Regions from separate parts of the Homo sapiens genome. Here region 2 is linked to region 1. The links are chromatin loops, found by intact Hi-C in ENCODE. Cell type or tissue: B cell. All regions are shown on one strand. Links, peaks and the distances in the headings refer to the core of each region. The heading gives the core; the rest is flanking DNA. Region 1 has its middle 99 kb from the start of LINC01866. Region 2 has its middle 160 kb from the start of LINC01866.

The links. A loop is a pair of places that touch in the nucleus more often than their neighbours do. Peaks named below come from ENCODE experiments on the same cell type or tissue, not always from the same donor. Only the 100,000 strongest peaks of a DNase experiment are listed, where the experiment ranks them.
Region 2: a loop joins it to region 1, with 2.0 times the contacts of the local background. A loop is called at or near these places in 2 of 110 quality-filtered maps.

The regions. Positions count from the first base shown.
Region 1 is chr2:17,063,238-17,067,639 of GRCh38, forward strand. No RefSeq gene overlaps it. Among named protein-coding and RNA genes, the nearest start is that of LINC01866, 99 kb to the left of the region's middle. In B cell, for the core only: no CTCF peak of the experiment used is centred there; no DNase peak of the experiment used is centred there.
Region 2 is chr2:17,122,760-17,127,161 of GRCh38, forward strand. It overlaps the pseudogene RN7SKP168. Among named protein-coding and RNA genes, the nearest start is that of LINC01866, 160 kb to the left of the region's middle. In B cell, for the core only: no CTCF peak of the experiment used is centred there; no DNase peak of the experiment used is centred there; H3K4me3 peaks cover 1,715 bases; H3K27ac peaks cover 1,022 bases.

The DNA.
Region 1 (4,402 bases), core at 250-4,249:
AAAAGGAGAAAAACGACCAACATTTTAGGTTGTGTTTGCTTATCTGCAAAACTTAAGAAACTGAAAAATATTAGTGTGATAAAAAGAAAATAATAAATTGACTGGATACAAAATTAATATTGCCATCATGTAAATAAATAACAACCAGCTGTGAGATAGTATAAAGTTAATAACGTTAAATAATGTTAACATTAACAACGTCACCTAAAAGGTATACTTGGGAATGCATGTAGATAGAAATATGCCACAGCTGCAAGGTTGATACTTCAGAACACTCTTGACAGACACAAAAGAAGACTTAAGCAAAGTCCATCATGTCCCAGGAGAGAAAGATTTACCATCATAAATATACTAATTTTTCCCTAATTTATCAATAAATTAAATTAATCCATATTAACAGGTATTTTTTTCTTTAGTAAATCATACATTTATGAAAAACATACTTAAGTCAGATTTTTTTAGGGATATGTTTTATGAGTTCTCATTTAAGAGTCTCAACAACCTGGAGAGGAGATATTCTAAACAATATTTTATTTTAAACTAAATAACCTGATCATAAAATTTACTTGGAGAGCAAAATAAGCAATAATAACAAGAAATATTCTGAGATAAAAGAGAAATAAGTAGGCATTAAATTAACCAGATATTTTAAATACTTTAAATCTGTAATAATTTAAATATGTTGGGCGGAGCACAGTGGTTCATGCCTGTAATCCCAGAACTTTGGGAGGCTGAGGTGGGTGGATCATTTGAGATCAGGAGTTCCAGACCAGCCTGGCCCACCTGGTGAAACTGCACCTCTACTAAAAATACAAAAATCAGCCAGGTGTGGCGGCAGGCGCCTACAGTCCCAGCTACTTGGGAGGCTGAGACAGAGGAATTGCTTGAACCCGGGAGCCGGAGTTTGCAGTGAGGCGAGATTGCACCACTGCACTCCAGCCTGGGTGACACAGCGAGACTCTATCTCAAAAAAATAAATAAATATGTCACATTTCATATTTAGATAGAGCAATAAAATACATTACACTAGAATATTCAGGAAGAAAATTTCTGATTCAAAATGATAATTCAGTATATAATCAATTTGTCATTTCACATCGCTAATTAATGAATGGCTTCTTTAATAAATGGCACTAGAACAATTAAAAATCAATCTGGAAAAAGTGAGTGGGATACATTCTTTATACCTTAAACTGAAATAAATCCCATAAATAATATGCATAATTATTTAAATTTATAAAATAAAACCACAAACATAATAGGAAAAAAAGCATGGATGATTGTTTATAATAATTTTGGAGTGGGGAAAGCCTTTCTAAGCATAACACAAATGCTAGAAACCATAACATAAAGGGATGATAATTGATCCAGTGGTGATGGGGTGGGTGGTAGGGTACCTCAGAGTAAAGATGGAACAATAGCAGCCATGAATTGTTGACTGCTGTAGATGGATAACAAGTATGTAAAAGTTTATTGTATATTTGTTTCTGCTCTTATGTTTTAAATTTGAATAACAGAAAGTTTTAAAAGGATGAAGAAGATGTTATATCCTATAAATGATTTCACCTAAAAGTACACTTTATTCTGTTGTGTCCAACAGATACAGCACATGACGCTTCTCATCAGGAAGACAGAATTTATGAGACCACACACTAGAGTAATAAAAGGAGAATTACATGCCTGTATGGAATATCACTAGATATTAAGTTGTATAACGAGAAGTCAGTTGGGATTAAACTGTATATTTGGTGACACCAAGCTGAGATAATTATACATTGTATGTGGCAATATGCAAGAAGTTATTTTAAGTGCAGAAAAAGAGTCTACTTTGTACTTGTCAATATAATCATATATATACTAATAAATCATTTTTGAAATAAAATGAGCTACAAAAAATTCAGAACATTTCTCATGGCAAAAAACAAAGTCAAAGGACAAATGGTAAACAAATAGGGAAATAAAGTAAGTGCCATCACAGGTTACCATGCAAAAGGTTCAAGATAAACACTGTATGCATCTTTTGGTGACCTGTTGGTAGATGGTCAGCAATTTCCATGAGTCCCTTTCTCTTAGCAACTGGAAGGATATATGCCTAGGTCAGATACTATAGGATTCTCTTTGGGGCCATGCTGAAGGAGAGGAGCTTTGCTTCCTTGATGCTGTCACTTTTTTTTTTTTTTTTTTTTTTGAGACAGAGCCTTGCTCTGTCGCCAGGCTGGAGTGCAATGGCAAGATCTCAGCTCACTGCAACCTCCGCCTCCCAGGTTCAAGCGATTCTCCTCCCTCAGCCTCCTGAGTAGCTGGGACTACAGGCACGCACCACCATGCCCAGCTAATTTTTGCATTTTTAGTAGAGGCGGAGTTTCACCATGTTGGCCAGGATGGTCTTAATCTCCTGACCTCATGATCTACCCGCCTGGGCCTCCTAAAGTGCTGGGATTACAGGCATGAGCCCCAGCGCCCGGCCACAGCTTTTTTAAGGAAAGCATGAGAACAACCCTGCAAGTCCAAGGAATGCAATCTGAGATTTAGTGCCAGCTGTGCAGCAGAGTTGTGTATCACTGCTGGATGTGCAAGCTGCTTCCATCTCTGAGTTATCTCATAGGAAATTGAGACTGAGCCCAACCTGCGCTGCTAAAAAGAGGGGGAGCCATTGGCTCATTACCAGGAAACCAGGAGAGATCTGCCAGGGTTACCCAAAAATGTTCTCTTTCCACACAGAGTTGATTGCATAACATATAAAAAGTTCTTATAAATCAATTTAAAAAGATAACACCGTATAAAATAGACGAAGTTTATGAACAGAAAGTTCATTAAAAAGGAAAAGACATAGGCATGGGCAAGGACTTCATGTCTAAAGCACCAAAAGCAATGGCAACAAAAGCCAAAATTCACAAATGGGATCTAATTAAACTAAAGAGCTTCTGCACAGCAAAAGAAACTACCATCAGAGTGAACAGGCAACCTACAAAATGGGAGAAAATTTTCGCAACCTACTCATCTGACAAAGGGCTAACATCCAGAATCTACAATGAACTCCAACAAATTTACAAGAAAAAAACAAACAACCCCATCAAAAAGTGGGCAAAGGATATGAACAGACACTTCTCAAAAGAAGACATTTATGCAGCCAAAAGACATATGAAAAGATGCTCAACATCACTGGCCATCAGAGAAATGCAAATCAAAACCACAATGAGATACCATCTCACACCAGTTAGAATGGCGATCATTAAAAATTCAGGAAACAACAGGTGCTGGAGAGGATGTGGAGAAATAGGAACACTTTTACACTGTTGGTGGGACTGTAAACTAGTTCAACCATTGTGGAATTCAGTGTGGCGATTCCTCAGGGATCTAGAACTAGAAATACCATTTGACCCAGCCATCCCATTACTGGGTATATACCCAAAGGACTATAAATCATGCTGCTATAAAGACACATGCACACGTATGTTTATTGCGGCACTATTCACAATAGCAAAGATTGGAACCAACCCAAATGTCCAACAATGATAGACTGGATTAAGAAAATGTGACACATATACACCATGGAATACTATGCAGCCATAAAAAAGGATGAGTTCACGTCCTTTGTAGGGACATGGATGAAATTGGAAATCATCATTCTCAGTAAACTATCTCAAGGACAAAAAAACAAACACCACATGTTCTCACTCATAGATGGGAATTGAACAATGAGAACACATGAACACAGGAAGGGGAACATCACACTCTGGGGACTGTTGTGGGGTGGGGGGAGGGGGAGGGATAGCATTAGGAGATATACCTAATGCTAAATGACGAGTTAATGGGTGCAGCACACCAGCATGGCACATGTATACATATGTAACTAACCTGCACATTGTGCACATGTACCCTAAAACTAAAAGTATACTAATAAAAAAAAAAAAGGAAAAGTACAAATGGCTCTGAAATCTGTGTAAAATTATTCATTCCTAGTAATAATTACACTGATGCTCACCTAAGGGAAAGAGAGGTGTGGAATTGGAGAGTGCTATATATGGAATTAAACTGTATCATTTATATTATACTTCTTTGGCCAGTAATGGATACAAGATTCTTGTTGAATTATTCTTTATACTTTTCCTTATGGTTAAATATCTCATGATAACATTTTACACAGGAAAATATTACAATAGATACATCCTGTATGCTAGTTATACAGGATGTTCACTGCTATATTTTTTAACTAGGAAAATATTGAAAATTTCAAAATGTCTTTCTTAGAGTGTTGTTTAAATAAATTATATTGCCTTCATTCAAAGGAATAATAGGCATTAACTTAAAAAGGATGTAGCAGTTTTTTAATAATAATGACTGATAAATAAATACAGAAGCATCAAAGAGAACCTTGCGTACAGAATGTTGTCATTCGTAA
Region 2 (4,402 bases), core at 155-4,154, 59 kb after region 1:
AGAAAAGTACAGGTAAATATAAGGTGATGCTTTGATTCCAATAACAGAGACACACATTAGGTGCAGTGAAACTCCAAGGGAAAAAAGTCACTAAATCTGTATTGAGGCATTTAAAAAGGCTTCACAGAAGAAAAAGTATTTGAGTTGGTGCTTCAAAGATGAGGGGGAATTTTGAGAGCTTCTCTGGAGGTTCTAGCAGGGGAATGCAGCTGCTCATCTGTTGGGGAATGTCACCCTCCTCGACCAAACGCACAGCTTCCGGAGGGATACATATGGAGCAGTGAGGGAGGAAGTGGACACCCGCCTCTCCAGCCAGACCAGCTGAGTCAACCCTGGTTATCATGGGGTGACAGATGTCACAGCCAGATAACCCTCACATCCTGAGAGAGAATTTTTCAAGTAGAGATTGGTACAGGAGTATCCTAAAGACTGAAACAAATGCTCATGAGGAGGAAGTGTCCAAAAAGCACAGAGTGAGTAGTGTTGTAACCAAAAGCAGGTTCAGTCACTTGCCACTTGCAGAATCCAATTAACAAGAGCGAGGTCTGGAATAAAGAAAGTGACTTTTATTCTAAAGCTAGCTTAGGGGAAGAAGTACAGGCTTTCTGCCTAAAGGGTACCATTTTGCTTTTGGAGCAGAAAGTGGGCACTTTCATAAAGTTGGGGGGGAAGTCATCAGGTGGTGTGGGGATCCGTGTGCTAGCTTGGTGCCTTATCTACCAGGCAGTCGAGTTGGCATCCTCAAGGGCAGAAATAGGTCGTACAGGTGGCCAAAAACTCTCTAGATGGAGGAGAGTTTCATAGCAGGATGCTGGGTTGTAAATTGACTGTCATCTCTGGAGGCAATGTTCTGGTGGGTGAAAGTTCTGCCCTAGAGCTTCTAAACACATAGTTAGATGAATTTGTCCTGTAGGGAGTGTCTGGTGAAGGGGAGGTGGAAGGCTATAATGGCATTTCTAAAGGGCTAAGTAGGAAGTGGGGAACAGAGGAAAATGGAGAAAAGAGAAAAGAAAATAATTTTAGAAGTAACTCATTCTCTTTTTCTTTAAAAAATAGAGGTACTTGGTTACAGTTTGATATATTTGAAGTAGACTGAGGTAAAGCAAGGAGTGGAAGAGATGTGGAACTACAATAATTCAGCTGAGAAAAAGACGAGTTCAGTTTGTGAATACCTTGAATGGCATGTTGGGGGTGTATACATTACCCTGAAGACAATGGTGAATTGAAGGATATTAAGCTGGGGAAAGACAAGTCTTCAGGTTATGACCATGAAACAGGACAGCAAGAAACCCGTGGCAGTATAGGCGAAATGGGTGTTTATTCTGGTCAAGAAAATCCCCAAATGAAGAACACTTCCAGAAGAGATAGCTAAATGTTCAGTTAAGGGGCATACACAGTTCACAGAGCCATGCTCTGAGGAGATGGGAAGGGAAGTACCAGCTATAGATCCTGGAGTGTATGATGTTGGATGGAAACTCAAGAAACTATCCAAATAAGAAACCTCCTGTTACAGCAAATAGCTTATTCCCTGATCCACTGGTCAGGAGGAGTTCGTATGGAATTTTTCAAGGGCTCACAAAGCCAGGTCCTCTACGAGTTAGGAGGAAAGAGAGAAGGTATATCTGAAGCACTCTTGGGAGGTAAAAGGAGATGTTGAAAAGTGACTGAGAAGAAAAAAAACAGAGCCAGTGAGAAGTCCTGCCTTCCTTACCCTAAGGACAAGCTCTCCTCTTGAAAATGTCTGGGCAGTATATATGGGAGAAGGAGAAACACATACATAAAGGACCAAGTCTGGGGAATAACGTTTCCAGGACAAGGCAGGAAAACAAACACTGTCTTTACAGACATAAAACCTGAGATTGAACTCCAAATCCATTTGCAACTGTGTGATCTTGGATATATTACTGAAATTTTCATAGTTTCAGTTTCCTTATCTGTAACATGGTGATTATTGTAGTTACGCTGCAAGAGAATTGTAAAGGAGAAACAGATAATATATGTTAAACATGTAACTGATAAGAGTCACATGACCTGAACTCTGTTAGTTTCTCTGGGACCCTGAGCAAGTCACTTCACCCTCCAGTGCCTCAGTTTATCCATCTATAAAAATGGGATGATGGCTGCCCTAGTATCACTCAGGACTATTCAGGGCACATTTTAAAAATGTTATTGAAAATTATAAAGCACAATATAAAATCTGCTGGAATTATTGGTATTAGAAATGGTACAATTTATGTTGAATTTTAAGCTGTCAGCTTATGAAAGACTTGTTTTCAGCACTGAGTTCACTAATGCCTGACTCCCTCTAAAAATAACAAGCAATTTCAGTAAATTGTAAAAGGGGAACATTTGCATGGCTTCCTGTCAGTAAAGACCATTTATGTGCTTGAAAGGAATACCATTTAGATATGACATAAACCCTGCAATTGCTTACAACTAACCTTGCTCAGCAAAGAAAAAATTATCATAGAAATTTACCATGTCAACAGCATCTCCCTGGGACATGAAAGACCTTTATTCCAAAAGGTGAACTGAAAGAGTTTGTAAGTGTCACTGCAATTTTTAAACACTTTTTTTTTCAAATGCAGGTTATCACCACCCTCTAATTTACAACAAATGCTCTCTATATGGTGACTTCTCAAACTATAGCTCCAGCCCAGATAGCTCTGTTGAGATTAAGCTCCATTCATTCAACAGCCAGTTGGATATTCTGCACTCAACATATCCATTACTAAACTTATCAGCCTCTACACCAAAACTGCGCTTCTTCCTTTCTTCCCATGATTGTGGCTGGTTTCTTTTGCATAAGCTAAAATCTGCCCAATGAATGGAGTCAAGGATAGGTGCCATCCAGGCAACTCACTGCTATTTAAAGATAAAATTTCCATCTTCCATACCTCTTGTTTTCCTGGCTGTGCCTTCTTCCAGCTATACCTAAAGCAGCCTTACTCCACCATTTCCACATTCCAGTAAGTACTAGGAAAAGAAAGAGTACAGAAGTGGGAGTGAAGCCAGCAATATTTTTGCTTCATGTTAGGTCTAAGAATTAAGGTTTGACATGTCTAGTGACATTGAGTTTGACTGTTTTCCTGACCTTGACAAAAGAAACCTAAATTGGAAATCAAGCCCCGTATCACCACTTACTAGCTTTTCATCTAGAGAAAGTCATTTGTTGTATCTGACCTCAGTTTTTTCATTTATGATTTAAATGTAATAATAACTACTCTCCTTTCTCACACGGTTGTGGTGAGGCTAAAGAGGAGATACTTAAATGTAAAGCAGCCATGTGTATTGCAAAGTTTTAGGTAGTACAAATGCCATCATTTTTCCTCCCAAACTCTGCAATTGTGCTTGCATCTCCATCTCCTCCTCCTTTCCTTCTGTTCAGGTGAAGCATGAAGGCTCCTCCCACCACAGTCCAAGCCATCTACTGTGCCTTGCTCCACCCCATTTCTTCCTCCTCACTCAAGAATTTTGTTCCATTTAGATCTCTTTTCTCTTTCCTGAAAGAGAGAGATCCTTAATCTCATCTGTTCTCCTAGCTCATCTTCATCAACATACAAACACGTTGCAGTATCTTCCATTGAAAATAAATCTTTCTTTACCCCTCACGTACATCTCCAGTCATTGACTGTCTCTCTCTTCCCCTCTATGTGTGTTTATCAAATGCATCGCTCACAATCATTGTCTCCCCTTCCTTATCACCATTCTGTCTTCAACTCATTTTAATCTCATCCTTTCCCTCCTTCTGTAGTCAGCAGAAATTGTTGTTCTTAAAGTCACCATTGACCTCATTGCTGTAATTTAATCCTATTCAATCTCCCACCCAGCATTCCCTATGATTTGGCCACTCTTCTCTCCTGAAATCTCCTCCTCTCTGAGTTCCCCCACCTCACTATCCTGGTTTAACCCTCAAATTAAGATTCTGAGCTTACTTAGTTACAACCTATGTCCATGCATATGTATATCCTCAGCTTCTAACATAGCTATCAGCACCATGCTCAGGAAGTGTTTTTATTTCTTTGCCTTGCTTGCTTGTTTTTAAAGAAACTATCTGGTCCCCAGTTGTGTCTGTTAGTTTGTTTTGCTTTTAAGAAGGGTATTACATTTGGATAGAGAATATATTATATTCCAAATAAATTCTAGTTTCTTTCATTCTTTTTTCCCATCCAGTAGCAATTTTTATGACTATATATAAACATATGTGAAATAAAATGGTAGATATTTGTCTCATGCTATCTGTGATGTTTACATTTTTATTTTTTAAATCAATTTTATACTGGCCTCAAAATGAGCTGGGTTGCTCTGCTTCTTATCTTGGTTGTCCCAGATACAGATGTCCTATTCATTTATGTAATGCGACGTTTACATTTGTAGAGGTCTCACACGATTATCCATAAAC